Regions from separate parts of the Homo sapiens genome. Here regions 1, 2, 3, 4 and 5 are each linked to region 6. A link is an interaction called in ENCODE POLR2A ChIA-PET data of the cell type or tissue named here. Cell type or tissue: PC-9. All regions are shown on one strand. Region 1 has its middle 13 kb from the start of ELF3. Region 2 has its middle 36 kb from the start of ELF3. Region 3 has its middle 48 kb from the start of ELF3. Region 4 has its middle 24 kb from the start of ELF3. Region 5 overlaps RNPEP (arginyl aminopeptidase). Region 6 holds the start of LOC105371684 (a long non-coding RNA gene).

What was found. Peaks named below come from ENCODE experiments on the same cell type or tissue, not always from the same donor. Only the 100,000 strongest peaks of a DNase experiment are listed, where the experiment ranks them.
Region 1: POLR2A ChIA-PET joins it to region 6 with 24 read pairs; 18 of 35 experiments call an interaction of 5 or more read pairs at or near these places.
Region 2: POLR2A ChIA-PET joins it to region 6 with 25 read pairs; 12 of 35 experiments call an interaction of 5 or more read pairs at or near these places.
Region 3: POLR2A ChIA-PET joins it to region 6 with 31 read pairs; 11 of 35 experiments call an interaction of 5 or more read pairs at or near these places.
Region 4: POLR2A ChIA-PET joins it to region 6 with 31 read pairs; 11 of 35 experiments call an interaction of 5 or more read pairs at or near these places.
Region 5: POLR2A ChIA-PET joins it to region 6 with 14 read pairs; 15 of 35 experiments call an interaction of 5 or more read pairs at or near these places.

The regions. Positions count from the first base shown.
Region 1 is chr1:202,021,696-202,025,695 of GRCh38, forward strand. No RefSeq gene overlaps it. Among named protein-coding and RNA genes, the nearest start is that of ELF3, 13 kb to the left of the region's middle. In PC-9, no CTCF peak of the experiment used is centred here; DNase peaks (open chromatin) are centred at 716 and 1,516; H3K27ac peaks cover 2,599 bases.
Region 2 is chr1:202,044,925-202,048,924 of GRCh38, forward strand. No RefSeq gene overlaps it. Among named protein-coding and RNA genes, the nearest start is that of ELF3, 36 kb to the left of the region's middle. In PC-9, no CTCF peak of the experiment used is centred here; DNase peaks (open chromatin) are centred at 1,537 and 2,257; H3K4me3 peaks cover 898 bases; H3K27ac peaks cover 3,986 bases.
Region 3 is chr1:202,056,707-202,060,706 of GRCh38, forward strand. No RefSeq gene overlaps it. Among named protein-coding and RNA genes, the nearest start is that of ELF3, 48 kb to the left of the region's middle. In PC-9, no CTCF peak of the experiment used is centred here; DNase peaks (open chromatin) are centred at 455 and 1,695; H3K27ac peaks cover 3,808 bases.
Region 4 is chr1:202,032,555-202,036,554 of GRCh38, forward strand. No RefSeq gene overlaps it. Among named protein-coding and RNA genes, the nearest start is that of ELF3, 24 kb to the left of the region's middle. In PC-9, no CTCF peak of the experiment used is centred here; a DNase peak (open chromatin) is centred at 2,467; H3K4me3 peaks cover 356 bases; H3K27ac peaks cover 2,797 bases.
Region 5 is chr1:201,997,554-202,001,553 of GRCh38, forward strand. It overlaps RNPEP (arginyl aminopeptidase), which reads left to right. Exons shown (of 11, transcript NM_020216.4): 5 at 1; 6 at 2,349-2,462; 7 at 3,823-3,935. ELF3-AS1 (ELF3 antisense RNA 1) reads right to left here. Exons shown (of 2, transcript NR_146472.1): 2 at 2,498-2,774. Among named protein-coding and RNA genes, the nearest start is that of MIR6740, 3.6 kb to the right of the region's middle. In PC-9, CTCF peaks have their summits at 2,290 (motif pointing right) and 2,491; a DNase peak (open chromatin) is centred at 2,268.
Region 6 is chr1:202,106,650-202,110,649 of GRCh38, forward strand. LOC105371684 (a long non-coding RNA gene) reads right to left here and starts at 2,521. Exons shown (of 2, transcript XR_001738375.2): 1 at 2,321-2,521. RefSeq lists an enhancer at 1,265-2,238. In PC-9, no CTCF peak of the experiment used is centred here; DNase peaks (open chromatin) are centred at 422, 882 and 1,862; H3K4me3 peaks cover 664 bases; H3K27ac peaks cover 3,486 bases.

The DNA.
Region 1 (4,000 bases), 85 kb before region 6:
ACTCCCTACATCATAACTACCAGTGATTTGTAGGACAGAGCACTCAATGTAGAACACTCTTCACTTTGCAGATGAGGAAACTGAAGCTCAGAAAAGAAAGGTAACTTGCTCAAAGTCACAAATCATGTTGAATGGAGCCTGAGCTTCATGTTGACAGCTGACCGCTTACTGAGTATCTACTAGGTGCCAGGCAATGTGTCAAGTTATTGCTTTACATACATCATTCATTCTCTCTGTGTTCATTAACTGTCTGCTGTGTGCATGGCTCCATGCTGTGTGCAGAAGACCCAGTAGGGAAGAGGTCACCCAGGGGGAGTAGGAAGCCTAGGCTATGGCCTGGCACGGTGGCTTATACCTGTAATCCCAGCACTTTGGGAGGCTGAGGCGGGTAAATCACCTGAGGGCAGGAATTTGAGACCAGCCTGGCCAACATGGCGAAACCCCATCTCTAGTAAAAATACAAAAATTAGCCGGGCGTGGTGGCGGGTGCCTGTAATCCCAGCTACTTTGGAGGCTGAGGCAGGAGAATCACTTGAACCCGAGAGGAGAAGGTTGCGGTGAGCCGAGATCACACCACTGCACTCCAGCCAGGCGACAGAGTGAGATTCCATCTCAAAAAAAAAAAAAAAAAAAAATTCCTGGTGCAGTGGCTCAGGCTTGTAATCCCAGCACTTTGGGAGGCTGAGGCGGATGAATCATGAGGTCAGAAGTTCAAAACCAGCCTGGCCAAGATGGTGAAACCGCGTCTCTACTAAAAATACAAAAAAATTAGCCGGGTATGGTGGCAGCTGCCTGTAATACCAGCTACTCGGAAGGCTGAGGCAGATAATTGCTTGAACCTGGGAGGCAGAGGTTGCAGTGAGCTGAGATCATGCCACTGCACTCCAGACTGGGTGGCAGAGTGAGACTCCATCTCAAAAAAAAAGAAAAGAAAAGAAAGAAAGCCTAGGCTAGAGCCTAGGAAATTCCAAAGACATCTATATAAACCTCTCAACAAGGTAGAGGATAAGTGCCTCATTTCACAGATGAGCAAACTGAGGCTTCAGAGAGGTTAAGAAAAGCTTAAGCTCTCAGAGATAGTAGTAAGTTTAGGAAACCGGAGCTTGAACCCTGCCTTCTTTCTTCAATTCCACAGCTGACTCTGCTTTGAGAGGTGCTGAGCAACACAAATGTCTCCGCTGTATGGGTGCCTAAAACCCCACCATTAGATGTGCAGTTTGAGGAATGCCCTATGGATATACAAACATGCCTGGGGTGGAGGGTGGATTCAATGAGCATTGCTTTCCAGGGACCCTTGGATCCTGCAGGGTGGATGGAAAGTGAGTTTTCAGTTCTTCAGAACCTCACAGTGGCCAACCCTTGGGAGCATTGCCCTCTCATTCTTATCCTACGCTCCTCCTCCTCCTCCTTCTTCTGCTACGTGCAGGGCTGGGCTGGGGCACCAGCAGCAGCAATTAGCCCAGCTCAGCCGCCCGTTACTGGAACCTGCATGTCAACTCTGGAGCTGATCCAAGAAACCACACCCAGTGTCCTGCATGACTCAACCTCACCTGCCCCCTCCACACCTGCCAGCCTCAGTGACCCAGGCCATAGTGCCCAGGGGAAAGTCCCAGCATCCTTTGGTCAATCCTCATCTACTCCATGTGTTTGTAAGGCCAGCTGGGATTTAGAGTCTTTGTATCACAGGCTTGATTCCGGGCTGATTTCTAGCCAGGAGAGAATGCTCCAGGCGGAGCAAATGCTGGGGTTTGGAAAACTAGACTCTCCATGGCAAATGCAGACAGATGGACCTCCTCTTCACTATCATTGCTTGAAACACGAACAGCTTAAGGCCATGGGAGATATTACTTTTCATATGTCAAATTGGCAAAGAATTAAAGAATGCCCCTGATGTCTAGAGCTGGTGAGGATGTGAAGAAACTCAAACTTGACAAAAACCACTCGTCAAGGTGTGAATTGAGAGACACTTTTTTTTCGAGATGGAGTCTTGCGCTGTCGCCCACGCTGGAGTGTAGTGGTGCAATCTCAGCTCACTGCAACCTCTGCCTTCCAGATTCAAGCAGTGCTCCTGCCTCAGCCTCCCCAGTAGCTGGGACTACAGGCACACCACCACGCCCGGCTAATCCGCTTGCCTTGGCCTCCCAAAGTGCTGGGATTACAGGCATGAGCCACAGTGCCTGGCCGAGAGACATTTTCTTTCTTTTTAATTTTTTAATGTTTATTTTTATATATTTTTAAACTTTTTTTTTTTTTGAGATAGGGTCTTACTCTATCACCTAGGCTGGAGTGCAGTGGCATGATCATGGCTCACTGTAGCCTTGAGCCTCCCCCACCCCCAGGGCCCAAGTGATCCTCCCATCTCAGCCTCCCAAGTAGTTGGGACCGCAGTCATGTGCCACCGCACCCAGCTAATTTTTTAATTTAATTTTATTTTTGTAGAGACAGGAGTCTCACTGTGTTGCCCAGGCTGGTCTTGAACTCCTGAACTCAAGCTATCCTGCCTTAGCCTACCAAAGTGTGGGGACTACAGGTGTGAGCGGGATATGCTTTCTAAAGAACTATTTCACAGATTGTTTAAAAGCCTTAAAAAACATGCATATGTCTTTACACAGCAATTTCATGTCTAAGAATTTTTCCAAGAAAAATAATTGGAAAAGTGCACAAAGATATATGTACAAGGATGCTCGTTGTGGTGGTGTTATAACTGAAGACAAAAGCTAGCAACCCATGTCAACCAAAAGAGGACTGGTGGCTGCTCTGTCTATGGAATAGCCATTCTTTTATTTCTTTACTTCTTTTTTTTTTTTGAGATGGAGTCTCACTCTGTCACCCAGGCTGGAGTGCAGTGGCGAGATCTCGGCTCACTGCAAGCTCCGCCTCCCGGGTTGACTCCATTCTCCTGCCTCAGCCTCCAGAGTAGCTGGGACTACAGGCGCCTGCCACCATGCCCAGCTAATTTTTTGTATTTTTAATAAAGACGGGGTTTCACCGTGTTAGCCAGGATATTTCTTTACTTTCTTAATAATCTTCCTTTCACTTAAAAAAAAAAAGGATTGGTGACAGAGTCTCTCTGAACCTATTCTGGTTCAGGGCATGCTTTAAAAAAATTTATAAATAGGGCTGGGCATTGTGGCTCAAGTCTGTAATCTAAAATTTATAAATAGGGCTGGGCATTGTGGCTCAAGCTCTTTGGGAGGCTGAGGCAGGAGGATCACTTGAGCCCAGTTCCTGACTAGCCTGGGCACATAGCAAGACACCATTTCTAAAAATAGAAATACATAAAAATTTATAAGTAAATTTTTAAAGAAGGATTGGTGAAACAAACTACAATAGAGATATTTATTCAAATATTAGCCAGTCATTAAAGTGATGCTATGGAGCTATATTTACTGACATGTAGCATTGTCCATGATATATTAAGTGAAAAAAAAGTAGGTTTGTACTCATTTTGTATATAATGATTCTACCTTGTATAATGTTAGTGGTTATCTCTGGGTGGTATGAAACATATATTTTCTGAAAAAAGTTAAATAGAGCATATGTTATCATAAAAAAGTAAGCTATGTTCCATTTTGGGAAAGAAAAAAAAAAAAGCATCAATGGGACTGAAGAAAAGCTTCCAAAGGCTGTTATTTACATCTCTACAACATTTTAAAAGTGTCTCTAGGCCGAGCGCGGTGGCTCACGCCTGTAATCCTCGCACTTTGGGAGGCCGACGTGGGCAGATCACAAGGTCAGGAGTTCAAGACCATCCTGGCTAACACGGTGAAACCCTGTCTCTACTAAAAATACAAAAAATTAGCCAGGCTTGGTGGTGGTGGTGGTGGTGGTGGGCGCCTGTAGTCCCAGCTACTTGGGAGGCTGAGGAAGGAGAATGGTGTGAACCCGGGAGGTGGAGCTTGCAGTGAGCCAAGATGGCACCACTGCACTCCAGCCTGGGCGACAGAGCGACACTCTGTCCCAAAAAAAAAAAAAAAAAAGGATCTCTAGGGCCAGGCTT
Region 2 (4,000 bases), 62 kb before region 6:
AGGTCTTTATTCAAATAACCCCTTTGCAGGATGACCTCCCTGGCAACCCCTCCACACACTTCCTGTAGTTCTCTTTCTCCCCAGCATTCATCATTATCTAATGTGTGAGATATTTGTGTATTTATCTTGTTTCACGTCTATCCCCCACTAGAATGGAGGCTAATGTGGGCAGGCAGTGGTCTGTTTTGTTCACTGATTTATCCCAGCCCCTAGAAGGGTACCCGGAACCTGGTGGATGGTCAAGGAATATGTGTTAACCAGGAGTGGTGACTCACACCTGTAATCCTAGCTATTTGGGAGGCTGAGGCAGAAGGATCACTTAAGCCCAAGAATTTGAGACCAGCCAGAGCAACACAGTGAGACAAAAAATAAATAAATGTTTGTTCTAAAAAAAGAAAGAAAGAAAGAAAGATTGATTTGTTGACTGCATGGAGTTTTGTTTGTTTGTTTGTTTGTTTTGAGACAGAGTCTAGCCCTGTTGCCAGGCTGGAGTGCAGTGGCACAATCTCGGCTCACTGCAACCTCCGCCTCCCGGGTTCAAGCGATTCTCCTGCCTCAGCCTCCTGAGTAGCTGGGATTACAGGCACACGCAGCCACGCCCAGCTAATTTTTATGTTTTTACTAGAGAGGGGGTTTCACCATGTTGGCCAGGATGGTCTCGATCTCCTGAACCTCATGATCTGCCCAATTCGGCTTCCCAAAGTGCTGGGATTACAGGTGTGAGCCACTGCGCCTGGCCAACTGCATGGAGTTTTTAAGATTTCCTATGGCCCAAGTACTCATAAGCATCCTGCATGGATTAACCCTGAGAGGCAGGTGGTATTATTATTCTCACTCTACCTGGGTTCCCACCTGATAATTGGTGAGGCCCTTTCAAATGTCCTTTGGCCTTCTATCCCCTGCCTTCTCTTGACTCCTTGAAGTGGGAAAATGAAACCTAAAGTGCCTCCCTCCCCAGAGTGGGCCATGTGGCGAACTCTATCCAATGTCTCAGCACCTGCCACTCTCTAGTTGCATCCTGGCCATAGGCTGAATGGGTAGGGAGTTCTCTGAGGCTGAGACCATGCTGTGAGGGAGGATAGGCGGGCCAGGGACAGTGCCAGCAACAGGGACCAGGGAGTGGTGGGAAGGTAAAATAAAGGCAGAGGAAACTTCTCCCAATTGAGGCACACCTACCCAAGGCCTCTGCCCCTACCCAGACTCCTGACTTTGACCTGCCTAAAATAAATCCGGGGTCTGCAAATGGCCTGGAGGCTGCAAATGGCCTGAAGGCTAGTGGTTGGAGGGCAAATAAAGGCAACTCATGGCACTGCATGCTGCCCCTTGGTGGGCAGGTCCCAGGTCCCAGGGTACCAGCCCCCCTGGGGTGTGATGTGGGCAGCCTCTGAGCTAAGTGAGGTGCAAACAAGAAACCTGGGTTGCCTTTGCCCTCTGTCCGCCCCTTGTCCTCTGTTTACATCCTCCCTTCCCGTAAATGAGTTGGGTGCTGGGCCCCACTGGCCCTGATCCAGACACACCTGTAGGACAGGTTGGGCAGAGCTCTTGGGGGTGGAGAGCGGGTGGCAGTACTGGCAGGTGTTTCAGGCCCTTGGGGAGCAAGCTCTGTTCCTTTCCATGGCAGTGCTGCTGCCAGGCTCTTGCTGCCTTGGGCCAGGAATTCTTGGCCAACTCCAAAAGGATGGGATGGCTCTAGGGGGGGCTACCTTGCCCAAGGAGTGCCAGGAAGTTGTGTTCAAGCCCTCAGAGGCAAGAGGACCAAAGGCTCTTTATCTTCAGTGGGCATTTCCCAGCAGAAATCTGAGGTCTAGAGCGAGACAGAGTAGAATTGACAATAAGATCCACACTTGAGCTGCTAGCTGCCTTGATGGGAGACCCCACTGTAACAAGATGTCCAGGAGGAGGTGGCGGTACTGGGCACCCTGGGTGGCTCTGCCTCTCTCTGGACTTTGTTCTGCAGTCAGGTCAGTTGAGGAAGCAAGAGTGAACCTGGAGTTTGGGTTTCTGGAAGGAGCAAGGGGGAAAGGCAGACTTGGGCAAGGGACATAGGTGTCAGATGAGGCAAGTCTGAGTCAGAAGGCAGAGCCTGTGTCCCAGAGGAAGAGAAACACCAGTGTCCAGCCTCCAGGCCACTTGCAGCCCCCAGATTTATTTTAGGCAGGTCAGAGTCAGGAGTCTGGGTAGGGGCAGAGGCCTTGGGTGGGTGTGTCTCAACTCAGAGAAGTTTCCTTTGCCACCAGAGGATTAACTGACCAAGTTTACCTAAGATGTGTTTTCCACCTGATCTCTTCTGTCTCTCTCAACAACAATGATGACTGTGTACTCAGTCAACAAATATGTAGTAACTGCTTACTATGTGCCCAGCCCTTTGCTGGGTGCTTAGATCACAGCTGTGTTCATTGGTGACTTTACCAATCCATGGCATCATCTCGGTGGGGCACTGTCCTGGTCAGCTCCTTCTCCCATTCCCTCCATCACTCCTCCACCCTCACCTGCAGCTCCTGCATCTCTTGACTCTCATCAAATGATCTTGCTGTCTTCTTCACGGGAAGGCCATGACCTCAAACAGGAAATCCTTCAGTTTCCCACCCTGCTGAATCTGTACCACCTTCCCTCCAGAGGAGTAGAAGAGGTGTCAACCCTGCCCCCGTGCTGGCGGTCCCAGTCCTGCTCAGCTTCTCTGGACAGGAGATTAGCACACAGAGGCTCAGCTCTAAGACCACCTAGAGGCCTGCTTTAGGGGGTCCTGCTGAGTAAGGCAGAGGCTCAGGGTGGCCACAGTGGAGAACTGCTGGCTTAGCCTGCTTCCTGCATTGTGCCTGAGATGCCTGTGGCAAAGCTTTGCAGTCCCCACACCTGATTCTGTATGTCCTGGGACACAATGACTTGGATTTCATCTTTTTTTTGTTTTTTCAAGCCAAAAATTAGGATTCAGTTTATTCCAACATTGAATGTATCAGGAAAACCAAAGATAAAGTGACAGAGGTACATTAGGCACACTGTATACAGATTTCATCTTTACTTGACCTTTGCCAAAGAACTATGCATATTCTGGTGATGGTGGTTTTCTTCAACAGATCTTTACGGGGAAGGCCCTCTCATTTCCTCCACACCTTTCCTCTAGTGAAAGCGTTCTCAACCTCCAAGGAGTGTTGGGATTGTCTCCCCAGGTCATATCATCTGTCATCCATATGGGCTGTTAGCTCTGCGATTTTTGTTCTCAGTCCCCAGGCTGTCTCTCAGCTCTAGAAGGAATTGTTCAAGGTCCTCCAGGTCCATGGCTCACTGCCTACTGCCTTTTCCTTTTAGGGTGGTAAATTATGGTAAAGTAAATATATGGGGAAACTAACAATAGATAAGGATTATTCAGGATTTTTTTTGAAACAGGGTTTCACCTGTCACCCAGGCTGGAGTGCAGTGGTACAATCTCGGCTCACTGTAACCTCTACCTCCCAGGTTCAAGAGATTCTTGTGCCTCAGCCTCCTGAGTAGGTGGGATTACAGGTTCCCACCACCACACTGGCTAATTTTTTTTTTTTTTTTTTTTTGAGACGGAGTTTCACTGTTGTTGCCCAGGCTGGAGTGCAATGGTGCGATCTTGGCTCACCACAACCTCCGCCTCCTGGGTTCAAGCGATTCTCCTGCCTTAGCCTCCTGAGTAGCTGGGATTACAGGCATGCACCACCACACCCAGCTAATTTTGTATTTTTAGTAGAGACGGGGTTTCTGTCCATGTTGGTCGGGCTGGTCTCGAACTCCCGACCTCAGGTGATCCGTCTGCCTCAGCCTCCCAAAGTGCTGGGATTACAGGTGTGAGCCATCGTACCTGGCCTTAATTTTTGTATTTTTTAGCAGAGATGAGGTTTCACCCTGTTGGCCAGGCTGGTCTTGAACTCCTGGCCTCAAGTGATCCACACACCTCAGCCTCCCAAAGTGCTGGGATTACAGACATGAGCCACCACTTCTGGCCCCAATATGTCACTTTTACAAAGGGAAACTTATG
Region 3 (4,000 bases), 50 kb before region 6:
AGGGATGGGCCGAGGCTGGCACTGATGCTAGACTTCCGTGCACAGGGCAAGTATGGACAAGCCCCAAGTGGCTTTGTGAGGCCCACACAGTGAAGCTTGGGAAATGGGAAGTGGGGCTGCGCCCAGATTCTGGTATCTATGACAACTAAGGCCGCTGCACATCCTCATGGCTCTCCCAGAGACCTCAGGTGAGGCCCTTCTGTGTTCCTCAAGCACCCATGCCACCTGCGGGGTGGGGCAGGACCCTCCTACCCAGCCCTGGGCCTCCTGGGGAACCATGGGTGCACAGGGGTAACCTGAGCCAGCCTCTCTGGGGCATGGGCGGGCGTGGTGGCGTGGGCCTGGCGCCAGAGAGTGGAGCAGAATGTCAGCTCTGTGAGCCGCACCGGGTGCCAGCACTCTGCAAACAGACTCTAGTCACCAGATAGACTGGAGTCACGAACCTAACAAAGCGCTCAGCTGGGCAACTGTAACTGCAGAGGGCGGGGCCGCACAGTGCTGCCTAGTGCCTCCTGCCTTGATCTGGTCAGGGTCATGGGAGGAGACAGGTTCCCCAGGAGGGCCCATTAACAAGATTAATTGGGGTGGCCTGGGGGACTCTGGGATGCTCACTGGAAACATATCCTGGGGGAATGAGGTAGGTGGGGAGCCAGGAAAACTGCCCCGTCTGGTTTCCTTCCCTACAGCCCTTTATCTGGAGAGACAAGCTCTACTATACTACAAGGGGTTAATTTAAGAAGGGGTTGCTGGGCATGGTGGCTCATGCCTGTAATCCCAGCTCTTTGGGAGGCCGAGGTGGGTGGATCACTTGAGGTTAGGAGTTTAAAATCAGCCTGGCCAACATGGTGAAACCCCATCTCTTCTAAAAAAACAAAAATTGCCGGGCAAGGTGGCTCACACCTATAATCCCAGCACCCTGGGAGGCCGAGGCGGGTGGATCATCTGAGTTCAGGAGTTCGAGGCCAGCCTGGCCAACATGGTGAAACCCTGTCTCTACTAAAAATACAAAAATTAGCCAGGTATGGTGGTGCACGTCTGTAATCCCAGCTACTCAGGAGGCTGAGGCATGAGAATCACTTGAACCTGGGAGGCAGAGGTTGCAGTGAGCTGAGATCACGCCACTGCACTCCAGCCTGGACAACAGAACGAGACTCCATCTCAAACAAACAAAACAACATCATATTAAAAAGAAAACCCGGGCCTATTTTTTTTAAAGACCCACTGCAGAAGTGACCCTTCTCATTGGTGGCTGGTGAAATTGTTCTTGCCAAGGTTTGGTATGACCAGGTAAAAAGCTTTCAATGCTCAAAGTGAGGAAGCACAGAAGTCATGTACCCTGCATTGTAGCTGACCAGAAGGTAAATCAAGAACCACTGAGCATGGTTGGGTGCTGTGGCTCATGTCTGAAACCCTTGCACTTTGGGAGGCTGAGGCAGGAGGATCGCTTGAGCCCAGGAATTCGAGACCAGCCTAGCAACATAGCGAAACCCTGTCTGTACAAAAAAAACTAAAAAATTAGCTGGGTGTGGTGGTACATGCCTGTGATCCCAGCTACTCAGGAGGCTGAGGTGGGATGATCACTTGAGCCTGGGAAGTTGAGGTTGCAGTGAGTCATGCTCACACCACTGCACTCCAGGCTGGGCCACCCTGTCTCAAAAAACAAATAAAAAACAGGAACCACTGAGCATAGGTCACTGGAAGGGAGATTTTGTCTTAATAGAAGAATTCCAACAAGGGGATGGGCAATTTTCTGAGAAGGGGACATGGGTGTTTGTTCATGCAAAGCCTGGATGTCAAAGGAACAAACAAAGTCTGGGGAACCAACCAATCTCATTGCCAGCTACCAATGTGGACCATGCCTGCTGCAGTTACACCCACAGTGCTGTAATTCTCAGTCCCTCTGGTCATCTCTGTTCTCCTACAAGCCCAAGCCTACTGTGATGGGGTTTCCTCTCCCTTGATCTACCCTCCTACTGTCTCCCCACCCTCCACCAAACACTCTTCACTTTCTGGCCTCAGTTAAATTTAGCCCAGCCCTGAGGGTGCTGCTTCCCTTGGAGCCTGTGTAGCCTGTGAAATCCAGTCATGCCCTCAGGGGCCAGAGGTGAGGCAGACTGTCTTCCCTGTCATCTCAGTAACTGTGACTTCCATCTACTAGGTTGCTGTAACCAAAAATCAAGATGTCATCCTTGATTCTTCTGTATCCCTCATTCCTCCTTTTTTTTTTTTTAAGATGGAGTCTCACTCTATCACCCAGGCTGGAGTGCAGTGACGCGACCAGAGCTCACCACAACCTCCACCTCCCAGGTTCAAATGATTCTCCTGCCTCAGCCTCCCAAGTAGCGGGGACAACAGGTGTGTGCCACCACGCCCAGCTAATTTTTGTATTTTTAGTAGAGACAGGGTTTCACCGTGTTGACCAGGCTGATCTCGAACTCCTGACCTCAAGTGATCCGCCTGCCTCAGCCTCCCAAAGTGCTGGGATTACAGGTGCAAACCACCATGCCTGGCCGCCTTAGTGTACTTCTATCTTCGAACATCGTTCTGGGCATTTACTGTGCCCTTTCAACCTGAAAACTGAAGGATATTTAGTTCAGTTTTTGGAAATTTGCTTGGATTGTTTCAGTGGTTTTTTGTTGTTGTTGTTTTTTTTGAGACGGACAGAGTCTCACATTGTCACCTAGGCTGGAGTGCAGTGGCGCGATCTCAGCTCACTGCAAGCTCTGCCTCCCGGGTTCATGCCATTCTCCTGCCTCAGCCTCCCGAGTAGCTGGGACTACAGGCGCCCGGCACCACGCCCGGCTAATTTTTTGTATTTTTAGTAGAGACGGGGTTTCATCGTGTTAGCCAGGATGGTCTCGATCTCCCGACCTCGTGATCTGCCCGCCTCAGCCCCCCAAAGTGCTGGGATTACAGATATGTGCCACTACGCCCAGCTAATTTTTGTATACTCTTTGCTCTTTCAAGAACCCCTATTTATCAGAAGTTGGGCTCTTCACAGCAAATTGTCTAATTCTCTTTTCTTTCCTGTTTGCATCTTGTTGTCTTTCAACTCTAATTTCTGGAAGATTTCCTCAACTTTGTTTGTAACCCTTTATTGAGTTTATATTTTCTGTTTTCATGTATCTAATTTCCAAGAGCTCTTTTTATGTTTTTGGTTATCGTGGGGGTTTTTTTGAGGCAGGATCTCCCAGACTGGAGTGCAGTGGCGCGATCACGGCTGACTGCAGCCTCCACCTCCCAGGCTCAGGCAATCTTTCTGCCTCGGCTGCCCAAGTAGCTGGGACTACAGGGACATGCCATCATGTCCAGCTAATTATTTTTGTTTTTTTGTAGAGATGAGGTCTTACTTTATTGGCCAGGCGGACCATGTCCTATACATGTTATTTTTTTACAGCATTCTACTCTTGTGCCTTTGTTTTCTATTGTTGCATAACAAATTACTCCAAAAGATAGAGACTTAAAAAAAAAATGAACATTCATTGTTTTACAGGTTCTTTTCTTTTCTTTTTTTGAGGCAGAATCTTGCTGTTTCACCCAGGCTAGCTAGAGTGCAGTGGCGTGATCTCAGCTCACTGCAAACTCCACCTCCCAGGTTCAAGCAATTCTCCTGCTTCGGCCTCCCCAGTTGCTGGGATTACAGGCGCCTGCCACCATGCCCAGCTAATTTTTGTATTTTTTAGTAGAGATGGGGTTTCACCATCTTGGCCAGGCTGGTCTTGAACTTCTAACATCATGATCCACCTGCCTCGGCCTCCCAAAGTGCTGGGATTACAGGCATGAGACACCGTGCCTGGCCTTTTTTATTTTTTTGAGACGGAGTCTCACTCTGCCGCCCAGGCTGAAGTGCAGCGGCGCAATCTTGGCTCACTGCAACCTCTGCTTCATGGGGTCCAGTGATTCTCCTGCCTCAGCCTCCCGAGTAGCTGGGATTACCAGCATGCCCCACCATGCCCGGCTAATTTTGTATGTTTAGTAGAGATGGGGTTTCACTATGTTG
Region 4 (4,000 bases), 74 kb before region 6:
GCTTGAGGCCGAGAGTTTGAGACCAGCCTGGTCAACATAGGGAGACTCCGGTCTTGGCTCACACCTGTAATCCTAGCACTTTAGGAGGCCTAAGGAGGATCGCTTGAGGCCGAGAGTTTGAGACCAGCCTGGTCAACATAGGGAGACTCCGGTCTCTACAAAAAATTTTTAAAAGTTAGCAAGGGCTGGGCACAGTGGCTCATGCCTGTAATCCCAGCACTTTGGGAGGCTGAGGGAAGCAGATCACTTGAGGCCAGGAGTTCAAGACCAGTCTAGCCAACATGGTAAAACCCTGTCTCTACTAAAAATACAAAAATTAGCTGGGCGTGGTGGTGCACACCTGTAGACCCAGCTACTCAGGAGGCTGAGGCAAGAGAATCGCTTGAACCAGGAGGCAGAGGCTGCAGTGAACCAAGACTGTGCCACTGCACTCCAGCCTGGGCAACAGAGCGAGACTCCGTCTCAAAAAACAACAAAACAAACTTAAGTCATGGTGGCGCACGCTTGTACTCCTCGCTACTCAAGAGGCTGAGGCAGGAGGATGGCTTGAGCCCAGGAGAGAAAGGCTGTAGTATGCTATGACTGCACCACTACGCTCCAGCCTGGGCAACAGAGCGAGACCCAGTCTCTCTCTCTTTTTTTTTTTTTTTTTTGAGATGGAGTTTCACTCTTTGCCCAGGCTGGAGTGCAATGGTGCGATCTCAGCTCACTGCAACCTCCACCTCCCAGGTTCAAGCAATTCTCCTGTCTCAGCCTCCCAAGTAGCTGAGATTACAGGCACCCACCACCATGCCCAGCTAATTGTTGTATTTTTAGTAGAGATGAGGTTTCACCATGTTGGCCAGGATGGTCTCGATCTCTTGACCTCGTGATCCACCCGCCTCAGCCTCCCAAAGTGCTGGGATTACAAGCGTGAGCCACCATGCCCAGCAAGACCCAGTCTCTTAAAAAAAAAAAAAAAACAGCAACAAAAGGAGAGTGGGAGGCTGGGGGAGGGATAGCATTAGGAGAAATACCTAATGTAAATGACGAGTTGATGGGTGCAGCAAACCAACATGGCACATGTATACCTGTGAAACAAACCTGCATGTTGTGCACATGTACCCTATAACTTAAAGTATAATAATAATAAAAAAAAACACAAAAATAATTGTAACCCATTGCCCACCCTAGCCCTGCCCGCCTTCCTATCTTCTTTCTTGGTTTTATTTTTCTCCATAGCATTTATCATGCTCAGACACACAAAATATTTATCTATTTTTGCTGTTTGTAATTGTCTTTCTCCCCCCACTAAAATGAACACTCCGTGAGGGCATGGCATTTTGCCTGCTTTGCTCACAATGTGTATCCCACTGAAGACATCCAATAAACAATTTATCGAATAAATGAATGCATCTACCTGATACCTCATCAAGAAATTGATGACCACTAATTATCATCTTTGAACCTCTGATTGGTGACCTCTGGCAAGGCTGAGGACCTTTAGCTCTAATCAATGGGCAAAAGGTTGACCTCTTTGCTACTGATTGGCTTTTCCTTTTCATTATACCCTTGGGCTGGATGGGGAAGCTGTGTGAATCAACGCTTCATAAGCCTTCCTCTCTGAGAACTAGGGCTTCCAAGGAATTGGATATGAAAAGGCAGAGAGGAAGGAGGAGGATATGAGATGCCAGACGGGGGAGGGTGGGGGGGACAGGTCCCAGAAGAGGTCAGCTGGGACCCAGGCAGGATGGCATTGTGGCTGCGGGTGCCAGAGTCAGCCTGCCTGGGTTAAGGTCCTCAGTCAGCCTTGACTGCTGGGTAATCCGTGGTAAGTACCCACTGCTCCTGCCTCAGCTTCCCCACCTCTCACATGTGGTTGATCCTCACAGCCATCTCTTGGGGTTGTTCTGAAGATGAAATGAGATCATCTATGTAAGAAGCTGGCACTTAAAAGCACAGAGAGGGCACCAAGGAACGTATGGTCTGTCCTTATTTGGGGAATGGGGGTGGAAGGCGCCCAGCAGGGCATGGGGCGTGGTATGGCAGAGCCAGGACTAAGGGTCTGTAGCCTCCTAAATCAGGGCTTTCTCCGCAGGATTTCCCATGTTCTCACCATCTACAGAGTCACTCCCCTCCACCCTGCTGCCCCGTTCCACCAAGTGGCCCTCACACTAGGTGGAGGAGCCCTCACAGATCTCTTTCCTTCAGCCTGCCGTTCTTTCTGCAGCACCAGGGCCCTGGGACCAGCTGGTGGTTTCCACCAGAGCAGCCTCGGGGTGAATTTAGTCAGGAATGTGCCCTCAGCTCAAGAGAACCCTCCCCAACCTTCCACTCCCCATACCCACCCCCGACCGCAGGTTCCCCACCCACCCGTGGCCTGGCCAGCAGCAACCTCCACTAGCTCGCTAGCTCAGTGACGGTGACGTCAGCCCTGCAGTGCAGGCTGGGCTGGTTTACCCGCAAGTTTCACCTCTCCCTGGGGAGACTGGATTACCTCACCCTGGGAGCAGAGTGAATGATTAACCAGCTTCATCCTGGAGGGCCTCAAAGGCCCGTCCTGGGGTGTAGGCCTACAGGGCAAGGGGCTGCATGGTCACATACCCTAGTATGCGGGTTCACATACCCCAGCCGGGGCTGGGGTATGTGACCGCCCCGTCCTTGGCCACTGCCCTCTTATCTGCATCACTGCTCACAAGTGTCATAAAAATTTGTCTACAGCATATATAAATATACATATGACGTGGAAGGCTTCCGATGGCAAATAACATTTTCCATTTTGCCTAAGCTTGGGTGGCTTTTTATTCATCTATTGTTGTTTTAAGTACACATTTCCATCTAAACTTAGATGTATGTTTAGGCTGGCCGCGGTGGCTCATTGCCTGTAATCCCAGTACCTTTTAGGGGGTTGAGGCGGGTGGATCATTTGAGGCCAGCAGTTCAAGACCAGCCTGGCCAACATGATGAAACCTCGTCTCTACTAAAAAATACAAAAATTAGCTGGGTGTGGTGGCAGGCGTCTGTAATCTCAGCTACTCGGGAGGCTGAGGCAGGAGAATCACTTGAACCTGGGAGGCGGAGGCTGCAGTGAGCTGAGATTGCACCATTGCACTCCAGCCTGGGCAACAGAGTGACATTCTGTCTCAAAAACAAAAACAAAAACAAAACAAAAAAAATAAACTTAGATGTATATTTAAAAATTGCTTTTTACCCCTGAAGGTCTCAGCATCCTACCTGCTCTATTCATTAGTGTTTAGATTACCCATGACACCAGAAGGACTTCCCAACCCAGAAAAAGATCCAGGAGTTGATATAAAATATAGAACTACTATAATATTAGCAACTTGGAGCAGCAAGTTCTTGACTTGGGAAAGTAGGAATTCCTCTCATTAAGAGATGTTTGCCCACAGGGAATGCTGCATAGAAAAGAATTTGGCTGGAACTCTTTTTTTCCACTATGACTCCATTCACACTTGAATTGTTTCCTTTTACTTTTCTTTTTCTTTCTTTCTTTTTTTTTTTTTTTTTTGAGACAGAGTCTCGCTCTGTCACCCAGGCTGGAGTGCAGTGGCATGATCTCAGCTCACTGCAACCTCCGCCTCTCAGGTTTAAGCGATTCTCCTGCCTCAGCCTCCAGAGTAGCTGGGATTACAGGCGCGCACCACCATGCCCGGCTAATTTTCACATTTTTAATAGAGATGGGGTTTTGCCATGTTGGCCAGGCTGGTTTTGAACTGCTGACTTCAACTGATCCACCTGTCTGGGTCTCCCAAAGTGCTGGGATTACAGGCGTGAACACAGCATGTTTCCGTTTTCAAAATAAGATATGTCCTAATTGCTGTGAATTTTTAAAAGAGAATTATTTTCCATGACACATTCTGTTTTCAGATGTACTGACTTTAGGAGTTGGTAAATAGTCCTCTAGCAATGCAAATGCAAATTATATATTAAAATATGAATTTTTTTCTCCAGAAACATCACAAGATTCTGGATTTTTAAAATCATAAAGCTAACAAATTAT
Region 5 (4,000 bases), 110 kb before region 6:
GGTAAAGTGCCCACCCCTCTCCTAAGGAGTCTGCCTCCCATTCTTAACCTGTGGGGCCAGTGTGATCTCCTTATGGGGTTTCAGAATACAAGTGGGTGTGAAGAGACGAGGCAGTAGTGTGTATCCAACATTTTTCTGTATGTATGAATTGTCAAACCACACATGGTTTGACAACTGACTTTTTTTTAAAAAAACATTTCCCCAGGTCATTAGTTTTTTTTTTTTTTGAGACAGAGTTTTGCTCTTGTTGCCCAGGCTGGAGTGCAATGGCACGATCTCGGCTCACTGCAACCTCCACCTCCCGGCTTCAAGCGATTCTCCTGCCTCAGCCTCCCGAGTAGCTGGGATTACAGGCATGCGCCACCACACCTGGCTAATTTTGTATTTTTAGAAGAGACGAGGTTTCTCCATGTTGGTCAGGCTGGTCTCGAACTCATGACCTCAGGTGATCCAACCTCCTCGGCCTCTCAAAGTGCCAGGATTACAGGCGTGAGCCACCATGCCCAGCCCATTAGATTTTCTTCTATAGCTGCATATATGGATGTTTTTTAATTTACTGGTTGTTTCCAATTTTCCATTGAAATATGTTGACAAATTTCCTTACACATAAATGTCTATTCATATCAGATGATTTCAACAATGATAAATTCTTAGAAACATAATTTCTGGGTCTGAACTTTTTTTTTTTTTTTTTTTTTGAGACAGAGTCTTGTTCTGTTGCCAGGCTGGAGTGCAGCGTTGCAATCTCGGCTCATTGCAACCTCCACCTCCGTAGTTCAAGCAATTCTCCTGCCTCAGCTCCCCCACATCCCACTCCCTGTAGCTGGGATTACAGGCATGCACCACCATGCCCAGCTAGTTTTTATGTTTTTAGTAGAGACAGGATTTCGGCATATTGGCCAGACTGGTCTTGAACTCCTGGCCTCAAGTGACCTGCCTGTCTAAGCCTCCCAAAGTGCTGAGACAACAGCTGTGAGCCACTGCGCCCGGCCCTGAACGTTTTAAATTACATAGTCTTTTTAGTACATATTGTCCATTATCTTCCAGAAAGTTTGTACAAATTCTGTACTTTCATTCAGAATATATATAGCAAGAGCCTGTTTGTGAATATCTTAATCAGCCATTAGGAATCCTGCAAGCAAATATTTTTATCCCATTGTACAGTTGAAGAAACTGAGGCTGAGAGAGGCTAAGCCACTTACTCAGAGTCAAAACATCTAGGAAAGGGCAGAGCTGGCTGGTTCCAAAACCCTGTGCCCCACCCCTCCACTGTTCCCTCAGTCATTGTTTTTAATGCAGAAGGAGACTTAGAGATCCTTAAAAATTTGGGGTTGATAATTTCTTTTGTCTGACAGAAACAGTTAGATGAAAATAATTCTAAGTTTTCACAGAAGATCAAGTCATTGCCAGGCATGGTGGCTCACGCCTGAGGCAGGTGGATCACCTGAGGTCAGGAGTTTGAGACCAGCCTGACCAAAATGGTGAAACCCCCGTCTCTACTAAAAATACAAAAATTAGCCAGGCATCATGGTGTGTGCCTGTAGTCCCAGCTACTTGGTAAGCTGAGATAGGAGAATTGCTTGAATCCAGGAGGTGGAGGATGCAGTGAGCCGAGATCGTGCCACTGCACTCCAGCCTGGGCAACAGAGCGAGACTCTGTCTCAAAAAAAAAAAAAAAATCAAATCATTTTCTAAAAATAAGGCCGGGGGCTGGGCGTGGTGGTTCACGCTTGTAATCCCAGCACTTTGGGAGGCCAAGGCGGGCATATCACCTGAGATCAGGAGTTTGAGCTTGGCCAACGTGGTAAAGCCCCCTCTCTACTAAAAATACAAAAATTAGCTGGGCGTGGTGGTGCACACCTGTAATCCCGGCTACTCAGGAGGCTGATGCAGAAGAATCGCTTGAACCCAGGAGGAGACGGAGGTTGCAGTGAGCCAAGATCACGCCATTGCACTCCAGCCTGGGTGACAGAGTGAGGCTTTGTCTCAAAAAATAAAATAATAAAATAAATGAAATAAGATAAAATAAAAATACAGTACTTTGATAAGGAAAGGTAACTGTCAGAAAGGTGCGATTCCCCCAGTCCTCACTTAGGAGAGAGACCAACAGCCTGAGTTAACCAAGTCCTTTGTAGCCCACAGCAACAGGGAGCTAGGGACTGAGTCAGGCTCTCTGTAACTGTCCCTATTTGCCCTGGGTCCCCAGGAGGGTAATGTTATTAAGCTTCAGGTATCTGTCGCTGTTCTTCTTGAGGCCACAAGGAGGCAGCACAGTGTCTCTGTCAGGAAAATACACTTGGATGTGGTGACAGACGTTTTCCCGAGGCTTACGTTTGATTCTGCACCAGGCGCTGCGTACACCTGCTTGGAGGCTGCAACGGGGCGGGCTCTGCTGCGTCAGCACATGGACATCACTGGAGAGGAAAACCCACTCAACAAGCTCCGCGTGAAGATTGAACCAGGTCCAGGAGGCTCCTCTGTCTGACACCCACTCCCCTCAATTGAGCTTGGAGCCCCAAGTTAATGCGAACTTCATGTTGATCAGTGCACGCTTAGAATACTTTATTTGGAGGGAGGGGCACTCCAGAGCTCTTTGTAGCCAATTCTCTGGCCCCTGGGCTGACTGAACCCAAGCCATTGCAGCCAGATAGGAGTTCTGTCCAGTCTGTGCGGTTCGTGATGACTTCACCATTGCTTTGCATTTGCACAAGTCCATATCGTTTTACCAGGCTCTTTCGCATTCCTTCATGATCATCAGGGCAGATCTGTGGATTCTGTAGAATAAAAGCATTAGCCTTATTTTACAGAGGATGGGACTGAGTGCCAGACAAGTTAAGTGTCTTGTCCAGGTCATGTACCTAATCAGTGCATGACTGCAACTGAGATCCGGGTCCTCTCTCCAAATTCAGATCTTTTTACTTCCTAACATTTTCCTTCATTCCATGTGTGACTAATCTGAAACCTTTTTATGCAATTGAAGCTCATGTTCCTTGATGCCGTTAAGTTTGCAGATGAATTTCTTAGAGACGGGTAATTAGTTTTAGCCTGGAACAGCTGTAAAAACAACACATTGGCTGGGCATGGTGGTTCACGCCTGTAATCCCAGGTCAAAGCGGGTGGATCATGAGGTCAAGAGTTCGAGACCAGCCTAGCCAATATGGAGAACCCTGTCTCTACTAAAAATACAAAAATTAGCTGGGTGTGGTGATGCACACCTGTAATCCCAGCTACTGGGGAGGCTGAGGCAGGAGAATCGCTCGACCCCAGGAGGCAGAGGTTGCAGTGAGCTGAGATCGTGCCACTGCACTCCAGCCTGGGTGATAGAGCAAGACTCCGTCTTAAAAAAAAAAAAAAAAAAACATTGATCTGGGAGGGTAGGTTGAGTATTTAGGTGGTGACCAATAGGGATGGAAAAGACACAGCTTGGTGCTCAGTGGGAAATGCTGATGGAACCTACCCACACAAAGTGTATCCTGGGACTAAGGAAATGTGTCCGCTCCTCTGGAAGGCTGGTTTCTCTGTCTTCATATTAGATCCACAGTGAATGGCCCTCTGAGATCTTGGAAGTACCTTGAGAGAGGCCAATATCTGGAGAGAGATCTTGGCCTTGAGATAGAGATCTTAAGAGAGAGAGTCTTGGCCTTGAGAGAGTCCAAGATCTGGAGAGAGGCCAGGATCTGGACACCTTCTTGGCCTTGCTGTCCCTGGGGAAGCTGAATTCTGATCTCTTCCATCGCTAGTCTTTGACTGTGGAGCTAGAGAAGAACGTTACGGGTGACAGGCTACAAAAGCTCAAATCTTGTCTGCTTTCTCCTCTGCCAGGCGTTGACCCGGACGACACCTATAATGAGACCCCCTACGAGAAAGGTTTCTGCTTTGTTTCATACCTGGCCCACTTGGTGGGTGATCAGGATCAGTTTGACAGTTTTCTCAAGGTATAGTCACATGAGGGGAGAAGGAAGAGGAGCGGATAAAGCCACTGGGCCTGATCAAGGGTAGA
Region 6 (4,000 bases):
CATAAAACAGCTCCAAGTGGGCCCACCACCCTGTCCAGCTGCTGAGCTCAGCCCGCTGCCTCTCATCTCTTCCCATGGGTTTGTCTTCATTCACCCACTGCCCCTAGAGCAGCCCAGGCCCCGCCCTCAGCCTGAGGACCCTGTGCAGAGCTCAGCCAGTTCCAGGAGGGGAGGGCCTCTTGAAGGCAGTCGGGGGCCAGGGGAGCTGGTGCTCACATTGAGGAGCTGTGGAAGGCAGGCCTAGGCCCACACATCCTGTGCTAAGAAGAGAGGACAGGGTGTGGAAGGAGGGGTTGGAGTGGGAGACCCATAGCCTGATTCAGCCCCGAATGGAAAAGTGAAGTTATGGGGGGACTGAAAGGTTTGGTGACAGATACTGGGATGTGAGTCTGGAAAGCGGCTTTGAGTCATGGCTTGGCATCTACCCTCCCTTTGTGACCTTGGCCATGTCCATTGCCCTCTTATCCCCATCTGTACAAGGCAGGCGCCTCAGTGTTCCCATCTGTACAAGGTAGGGGCTCAGCTGGATAAGCCTAGGCTCCTTCTAACCCTGGCACTCTGTGGTTACCCAGGTGGGCATCCCCACCCCAGTGCCCAACCTTCCCCTATCCCCACTAGCTCCCGCATCTCCCCCATGGAGAAAAAGAAACCTCGCTGGGTCATGGAACATGGGAAGGGTTGGCAATTCCTGTGTGAGGCAGCCCAAGGCAACCTCGGAGCCCTCCTGCAGATACCCAGGGGGCCTGCCCCGCCCCTGGCCCAGGCTCCAGACCACAGAGCAGACAACAAAGGCAGGCAGGTGGAAAATTCCCTCTGGCTCTCCGCCCAGGCACCCTGGATGGCAACTGTGCCAGCCTGGGCGGGCAAGAGCCGGGAGTCCAGGATACCAACAGGCAGCCTGGCAGCCCCAGGGAGCTGATAAGGGGCCTGTCAAGGTCTCCCCAGTTCAATTGCCCCCCACTGCTCAGACACAGAAATTGTATTCTACTCAGGTGGACAAACAGGTGGGAGGAGGAGGATGGGGAAATATGTGGTTGTTTGAACTTCTCAGAAGTTGTAGCCCTGAGCCAAGAAGATTATGCCAACTCCTCCCACTACCCTGAGCTGAGTGGTCCCTGGGACTCTTAATGGAGGACCGGGGGCTGCAGCTAGTTTGGCGGACAGACAGAAAACGGATTTCGTCAAGTGTTCCTGTGCCTGCTGGGCTCCTGCTGGCTGCTGGTCTCTGCCCTGTGACCTTGGGCAGTGTGTATGCTCCTGGAGGGCTTGCTTTGCCCATCTCTCACCCTGGAATAACTGTCTGGGTCCTGCTCCCTGGAAGGGCATGAAGCCACACCCATGTAAGGCCTAGGAGAAGTGAAAAGCCCTGTGTGTACATGTGACTTGAGGCCGGGAGGCAGACCACTCCCAGAGCCTGCATGTTCAAGGATTCCTTGCATCTGGAAAGCCAAGACAGGGACCCCTCCTGCCTGCCTCTCTTCTGCTTTCTGCTCCGACCCCCTGAGCTGGTTACCATGGCAACAGTTCCCTGCCTATCTCTCCAGAGGCCTTTCACAGAATCCAGAGTTGGTTTCTACAATGTTTACCCACAAACACTTTCTTGTTGCCAGTCAGTTCGGATGGCACTTCCAGAACTGAGGAAATACCTTTGTGACTTCGCCAGGTCACAGCCAGCTGGCCCCTGGAATCACTCCCCAGTAGGGTGCCATCCTTCGGGCTCTGGAGAGCTGAGGAGTCAGGGTGTGGCCAGGTCAAGGTGAACCACATGCTGCTGGGAAAACTACCCAAAGGGCACGTCCCACTGACCCGCAGTCAGCAGCCTGCAAGCGTCATTGCCTCTACAGGGAACATTGTCCGTCTAGGCTGGCAGAAGAAGGCCCTAAAGATAAGGCAGGGCATGAACCCAACTCCATGACAGCCAATTAGCTCCACTCCAAGAACCCAACCGCTGTGACTCACTGACAGCCAATCAGGAGGCCCAGGGCCAGATACTTTTTTCAGCTAGACACACCTGTAACCTGCTAGCCATCTGTTGAACCACACCCCTGCCCCAACCATTCTAGAAAGAAATATAAATCTCTTTTACAGCTGTAAATGGAGAGCTCTGTAACTCTAATATGGAGGGAGATACACGCTGATCTATATTGAGCTCAGAGACAGACACAAATGCATAAACATGCACCTGCACAGATGAAAATCTAGCTATCAGCCCTGCTCCTTCCTGCCTCCACCAAGGTCACCACCATCTCTATTCTCCTCCACCCTCCTGGGTCAGAAATTGGCAAAAGAGAAAAGGACATTGCAAGAGACCTAAATATACCTTTCCAGTGCACAGTGGCAGCTTTCTGTGAACTGTTAGGCCAACAGTGGTCCAGACATTTTCCCTCATCCTCTGCAAAAAACAACAAAACCAAACAAAAACATTGACTGGGCATCATTCGTAGGTTTACCTGGGAATACTAGTGCTTGGAGGGGACTGAGAGTACCCCTAGCAAAGCCCCATTTTACGGATGAGGGCTAGGCCCAGAGGGAGGGTTTCTCCTTCCAGAGGAGGGCTCAGTGCTCGTGATTGTTGGCAAGGGCATCTTGCCAAAGTTCCAGGATCCAGGTCAGATATTGGCCCCATGGTCCCACCCTGGAGGATTTCCTGTAGGGGGGTGCCCCCCAGCTGGCCACAGTGGATCAGGCATGTCCAGAGGGAGACCTGGGAAAGGGGCACTATGCTTGTGTGTCCTCCAATCTTCCTACTCTAGGCCCTGCCCAAAGGCTGGGAGAACAGGGATCTTCTGTTGACTATGAGGGAAAAATGCTAGTTCATAGGTCCTAGTTGAACTAGCGCCTATGATTCCGGGGTCTCTGGGATGCCTGGGATCATGGCAGCATGGCCCAAGGTCCTGCAGCAATTTGAGTCAGAGCCACATTACCAGGCTGCAGGACAGCAAGCCAAGACCCCCCAGCCTGGGAGTTTCAGGGTCTATGAACTAGCGCCTAGGTGCTAGATGAACTAGCATTTCAGTGCTCTATGCCAGAGGGACCTCAATAGAGGGAGATGCAGACAATCCAAACTTGTTTCAGTGTAACCCTCAAATTTTCGAGCCCTCCAGATGCAGGGCACTCATACTACCCAGTATTGAGACTCTAGACATGACCTTGACTGAAGGCTGCCACGTCTTCAAGCAGAGACCTGCTAAAAACGAAAACAACTTATATGCATGAAGTGCATACTTTGTGTCAGGAATTATGCTAGGCACTGGGGAGACAGACATGACCTAGGTTCCCAGGCCCCTGCAGGTTGTTCTCATGTAGGGTGTATAGGGTAGTTTCAGCAAAGGGCCTCCCTCAGCCCGCAAGGCCACAGGCCCCCAAACGGGCAAAACACTGCCCCTGCAGATTCACAGGACTTTTGTGCTGGTTTAGACAGGAGAGAAACAGAATGAACCCCAGGAAGATTCAGAGGGGTCAAGATCTGACCCCTACAGCCAAGGACAGCCAGAGGTAGGAGGACCTTTGCTCATGGGTAGAAATCATTCTATTCATGCATAAATCAAGTCTCACCCAAGATGTTGGGCAGCCAGCTTGGCCTTGCCTGTTCTAGGGAATAGAGGCTGGGCTCCGATTCCAGAGCTAGGGGCTGGGGTGGGATCTCTGAGTCTTTTTTTTTTTTTTTTTTTTTGAGACAGAGTCTCACTCTGTCACCAGGCTGGAGTGCAGTGGCACGATCTTGGCTCACTGCAACCTCCGCCTCCCAGATTCAAAAGATTCTCCTGCCTTAGCCTCCCAAGAAGCTGGGATTACAGGCGTGCGCCACCATGCCCAACTAACTTTTATATTTGTGGTAGAGACGGGGTTTCAACATGTTGGCCAGGATGGTTTTGATCTCGGCCTCCCAAAGTGCTGGGATTATAGGCATGAGCCACCATGCACAGCCTTGTAGTTTTAGCAGAGACGGGGTTTCACCATGTTGGTCAGGCTGGTCTCGAACTCCTGACCTCCAGTGATC